2 separate regions of the Homo sapiens genome follow, and region 2 is linked to region 1. A link is an interaction called in ENCODE POLR2A ChIA-PET data of the cell type or tissue named here. Cell type or tissue: MCF 10A. All regions are shown on one strand. Each heading gives the region's core, and the rest is flanking DNA. Links, peaks and the distances in the headings are about the cores only. Region 1 overlaps LINC00673 (long intergenic non-protein coding RNA 673). Region 2 has its middle 140 kb from the start of CASC17.

Region 1 (2,916 bases), core at 120-2,619:
AAAGAAAAAATTCTTTTATCAGTCTCCTGGAGAGAAGTGGGACTGGCTTTTGGTGGTTACAGGGTGGGCTGTCAGGAGTCACTTTTCTTCACTTCTCTCTCTCTCTCTTTTTTTTTTTTCTCTCTTTTAAAGTCCTCTGTGGAATGTTTGGAAAAGATTGGCAGATTCTAAAAGAAAATGCTGTTGGCTCCTGGAATTGTCTCAGTGGCAGCACAGAGTGATGACCCTCTGGGACTTGGTACCAACAGGCATCTCACTGCCCTGTTTCACTGGAGAGAGAAGGACAGAAAGGGAAAGAGAGAGGAAGGGAAGGGGTGAAGAGGGGAAGGGAGGGAAGGGAAGAAGGGAAGGGAGAGGAAGGAAGGAAGGAAAGATAGATTGAGATCTGCATGGGGTAGTTTTGCATGCAGCCTCCCTTGGGGCAGGGAGGTGGTTTGGCAACCTGGCTGACCTTTCCAGGACTTCTCTAGCCCTGAAAGACGAGGCACACACATTGTTGGGTGACGTGTACAGATGAACGTGGCAGCTGCTCGTCCATTCACCCAACAGATATTCACTGAGTGCCTACTAAGTGCTGGGCGCTAGTGACCAACAAAACAGAAAAAAACCTTTGCTCTCCCTCACTAGAGTGAAGACAGACTCTAAGCTGATAGACAAATTGATCTGGAAGTGATAAATGCTGTGGAATAAAAGAGAGGGGTGAGGGATAAAGAGTGATGGAGGGCACAGTTAAGAGTGTGGCCGGGGATGGGCGCGGTGGCTCACGCCTGTAATCCCAGCACTTTGGGAGGCCGAAGCAGATAGATCATCTGAGGTCAGGAGTTCGAGACCAGCCTGACTGACATGAAGAAACCCCGTCTCTACTAAAAATGCAAAATTAGCCAGGCGTGGTGGCGCATGCCTGTAATCCCAGCTACTCGGGAGGCTGAGGCAGGAGAATCTCTTGAACCTGGGAGGCAGAGGTTGTGGTGAGCCAAGATCGCACAACTGCAGTCCAGCCTGGGCAACAAGAGCCAAACTCTGTCTCAAGAAAAAAAAAAAAAAAAAAAAGAGTGTGGCCAGGCTGGGCACGGTGAATCACGCCTGTAATCTTAGCACTTTGGGAGGCAAGGAGGGTAGATCGCTTGAGCTCAGGAATTTGAGACTAGCTTGGGAAACATGGTGAAACCCTTTCTTTGCAAAAAATACAAAAATTAGCCAGGCACGGTGGTGCATGCCTGTAGTCTCGGCTACTTGGGAGGCTGAGGTGGGAGGATCATCTGAGCCCGGGGAGGTTGAAGCTGCAGTGAGCTATGATTGCACCACTGCACTCCAGCCTGGGTAACAGAGTGAGACCCTGCCTCAAAAAAAAAAGAAAAAGAAAGAGTGTGGCCAAGAAAGGTTTTCTCAGGAGATAACATTTGAACAGAGACTGGGCAGATACTTGGGAGAAGAATGTTCTAGACCAGTGGTCAGCAGACTGTGGCCCTTGAGCCAAATCCAGTTGGCCACTTGCTTTTGTAAATAGAGTGTGATTGGAGCCCAGCCACACCCATTCATTTCCCTGTCATCCATGGCTATCTTCTCACTATTGTGGCAGAGCTGAGGAATTTTGACTGGGGCCTCCTGACCCATAAAGCCTAAATAGTATCTGGCCCTGGACAGAGAAAGTTTGCTAGCTTCTGATCCAGACAGACCTGTCCATTCCCCCAGTGATGGACACCTACATTGTCCCAAACTCTTTGGCGCCACGAGAGACAACTCTTCAACAAACATCCTCCCCAGGTCACGGGGTTTACCTGTGTGGGATTCCAGGAGTGGAGCTTCTTTGTAGATTTAGGGTGAGCAGGAGAGCGGAAAACTGCCGACAGGCGATTTTAATCAGATTATAAAACCTGCCTCGTCCCATCCCACTGTACAGCACTCTTTTCATACAGGGGCTGTTGATTCTCTCGGGGACAAACATGGCTCATCTTGGCTTTGTTTAGGGCCTGTTATACCCCTGATTCCTTCATTCTCAGGGGTTTCCTGTGTCATCAAACATGGAGAATGAATGAATCAGGCGTCTGGGACCAGGGACCACATTTACACAGGCACTGAGAAAACCAGAAAGGCCTGGGAAATGTCAGGGATGGGGAGGGGAAGTGGTGCTGTTCTGAACTGCGGTGTTGTAACCTCTCCGTAGTATAGATTTTTAGAATTTTTGTTTATTTTTCATCTTCCTTCAAGGTCCTCCAGTCTAGCCCCGAAGCTTCCTAAGAGCAAGATCCATCTTTTATTCCTCCCTCTATTCCCAGGGCCCAGCAAAGCACTGACCCGTAATAGGGACGTCGCAGGTTCTTTTTGAATAAAGAAATGCCACCTCCTGTCAAGCTCTTCTAAGTGAAGTAGAAATTTGTTCATTTAAAAACAATCATTTACGTTCTAAAGCTGAGCAGAAATGAGTTCAGGTGTTGTTGTTTGTGTGTATGTGTGTGTATCTGTTTTTGGAGGGGGGTGTGTCACACTGAATAGACAGTTGAGAGCCTCCCGGACGTGCTTATGGCATAGACCTGACCAGCGTTTCTGTCTGGGCTGCAGAGGACATGAACAAGGGCCTGGAATTCTGTGTTCTTGCCTGGTGGTCTTGGATCCTCTGTGCAGATCTGTGTCTTTCTCACCATTCCAGGCCCAGCTACACGTCTCGGCTCTTCCACAAAGCAGCTTCAACTCTCAGATTTTTCTCTGGACTTTATAGCATTTAGTAACTGTGCCATTCATCAGCAATCAATCACGCATCGCCCTGTGCCATCTCTCTAAGCTTGTGTGAGAACACTGGGTTCTTGGTTAGACCGTGGCTCCCATGCCTGGCTGGTCCCTGCATGGCTAACTCTGGGATTTTATGTGGCAGGTTCAGTGAATATTAATTGATTGATTGATTGATGGCCCAGACCATTG
Region 2 (2,916 bases), core at 232-2,731, 1.4 Mb after region 1:
TATTTAGATATTATGGACAATGAAACTAAACCATAAAAGATTGCCTGCAGCCAGGAAGGTGAAGGGGGTGATAAATTGGGGAAAGAGGAGTAGAAGCAATACAGAGGCTTTGACTTTCAAACAAAAGTTTTGTATCTTGGAACATATTTAACCTTAAGAAGAACCTGTTCACATTACAAGTACACTACTGTGAATATCTTTTTTTTTTTTTTTTTTTTTGAGATGGATTCTTGCTCTGTCGCCCAGGCTGGAGTACAGTGGCACGATCTCAGCTCACTGCAACCTCCACCTCCTGGATTCAAGCAATTCTCCTGCCTCAGCCTCCCGAGTAGCTAGGATTACAGGTGTGTGCCACCACGCCTGGCTAATTTTTTTTTTTTTTTTTTTTTTTTTTTTTTTTGTATTTTTAGTAGAGACAGGGTTTCACCGTGTTAGCCAGGGTGGTCTCAGTCTCCTGACCTCGTGATCCCTCGGCCTCCCAAAGTGCTGAAATTACAGGCGTGATCCACCACACCCAGCCTGTGAATACCTTTTAAAGTAAATAATTTTGTTTATCTGTGATTTAAGTTTGTCTTTCAACATGTTACTCAGAGCAGGTTATAACTTTATGACAAACCGAAGGTCAATTGTGACTATTTATTTTACTACTTTTCAAGTGCAAGGCAACCTCAAATATTAAGGCAAAAATAATGTGAAGATAGACAACGTTGTTAATATTGGCTCTTCTTCTTTTGAACTCCTGAGTCAGCTTTTATCAGGATCTCAAGACTGAAACGAAATTCCAAACTCTTCCTTCCTTTTTTCCTCAACTTCCCAAAAGAGAGAAATAATATACTCAGACGCCTTTGGTGAATCGCTTGCCAGCTCTACCTAGCAAATATAACTATAGTGTAACATTAACTTTTTTCCTCCATAAATTACCCTTAAAGTATGCATACATTTGGTTGGCCATTTACATCCAAGAAACACCTTCTGTAGAACGGTTCGTTTCAGCAAAGCTGCCAAGCTGGGGAAACAGGGGTATTATTCAAAGGCTTCAGGCCTCATGTACTGTCCTTTCACTATACTAACAGGAGAAAGCACAGCCTTGAAGAGGCAGATAAAGAAATTCAGAAGATCCAGAGACCGAGTTCACTGACCACATAGAAGCACCAAAACTTTCAGGAACCAAAAGTATAAGCCAATGAGAAAGTATTGAGAAATAATGGTTAAGGGAATTGGAGATGTATCAAAGCCAACGCATTTTTTTTTTCTGTATTTCACCATCCGCGTAAGAATTACGAAACCTGGCCTTAAATTATGCCTCTAAATATTTATGTGGCCCTAGCTACTTGGCTTCTTTGTGTCCCGTTTTCCTTATTGCTAAAATGAAGAAATTGTATAAAATGACTTCTAGTTATCTTCAATCTTTATTATTTAGAAGACATACATTCTTAAATATAAGTTCAAGCTTATTTTTAAATATGAGTGAAAATGTTTCTAGTGATACGTATGAAAGCTACACACTAAATATTATTTGAGAAGTTTCTAAAGATACCTCAGTAACGTGTATTGGGAGAAAAAACCCGCCATTTTAAGGAAGTAAAAAAATAGTAACAATTAAGGAAGTGCTTCTGATTTTAAGTTAAGCATAAAGAAGGTAAGACCTCACTTAATAAATAAAAAGGGAAGCTGTTCAGATGCTTTATTCAGCGTTCTTTTCACTTTATTACTTTAATTACATTTTACTACTTATAACCTGATTTATGGCTCTACTCAGCTGTTTATTTATTAATGCAGGAACTCAGCATTCCTCAGGGAATAGACATATCTTTTGAACCATGCCAATACATCTGACGCCCCCATCATCCCACTGGCTGGATAAAATGTAAATTCTAAAATTATACATGGACCACAACCTGAAGATTTTCAAATTCTTTATCCACAGGTTACCTTTAGTTCTAGATTCTTCCTCCTAGAGGATAGTAAATGCCATTATCAATACTAAATTGTGATTACATTTTCTTCCCATGACACATTAACACTGGTATTATAGTCAATGCATAATGAATCTAGTACATTGGCATAAATGGACTTAATAGTTTCTATTTTATTCTATTTATTTTATTTTGAGATGAGATCTTGCTCAATTGCCCAGGCTCAAGGGCAGTGGCGTAATGATGACTCACTGCAGCCTCAACCTCCCAGGCTCAAGCAATCCTCCCTTTTCAGCCTCCTGAGTAGCTAGGATAACACTCATGCACCACCATGCCTGGCTAATTTTTTAATTTTTTTTTTTTTGTAGAGATGGCGTCTCCCTGTGTTACCCAAGCTGGTCTCAAACTCCTAGACTCATAGAATCTTTTTGCCTTGGCTTTCCAAAATGCTAGAATTACAGGCATGAGCCATGCACCTGATATAATAGTTTCTTTGTAGAAAACCTGTGAAAATCATAAGCTGGTTTCTTACTTAAAACACAGACCTTAAAGAATCAATCAGGTTATATAATTTAAATTTTCTTATTTAATAATAAATGTTCATGAAATAACCCAAAATTTGTTCAGCAGGCATAAGAAAGCCCAAATTATTCTTCCCATATCCACAGTTAGGAAGTAGAGGTTATAGGTAGCATAAGTATACTGAAAGATCCATTTTTTTCCTCCTACATGTGCAAATAATTGAGATTCTTGGATTCCTCTTTCAACTGTCTGATATTTAGTGGAAGACCACATTTCATGGTGTTTCTGTGGAGGAGGTGTCTCTGTGTTTGTATTCATGTAGATCAGCCTACAGAGGGTATGGATTGTCTTCAACTGCAGGGGGTGTGAGTAATAATGGCCACGATGCCTTCACACCCCATCTACATCATGGAATGAGATTTCCAGCAAGATCTCTGAGTAAATTTCACCCATCATGCCTTGGATGTGGAGTTTTACA

Evidence for each region. Peaks named below come from ENCODE experiments on the same cell type or tissue, not always from the same donor. Only the 100,000 strongest peaks of a DNase experiment are listed, where the experiment ranks them.
Region 2: POLR2A ChIA-PET joins it to region 1 with 5 read pairs; 1 of 35 experiments calls an interaction of 5 or more read pairs at or near these places.

The regions. Positions count from the first base shown.
Region 1 is chr17:72,459,512-72,462,427 of GRCh38, reverse strand. All of the region lies in intron 1 of LINC00673 (long intergenic non-protein coding RNA 673), which reads left to right. Among named protein-coding and RNA genes, the nearest start is that of LINC02003, 120 kb to the right of the region's middle. In MCF 10A, for the core only: no CTCF peak of the experiment used is centred there; a DNase peak (open chromatin) is centred at 1,087.
Region 2 is chr17:71,055,961-71,058,876 of GRCh38, reverse strand. No RefSeq gene overlaps it. Among named protein-coding and RNA genes, the nearest start is that of CASC17, 140 kb to the left of the region's middle. In MCF 10A, for the core only: no CTCF peak of the experiment used is centred there; a DNase peak (open chromatin) is centred at 1,266.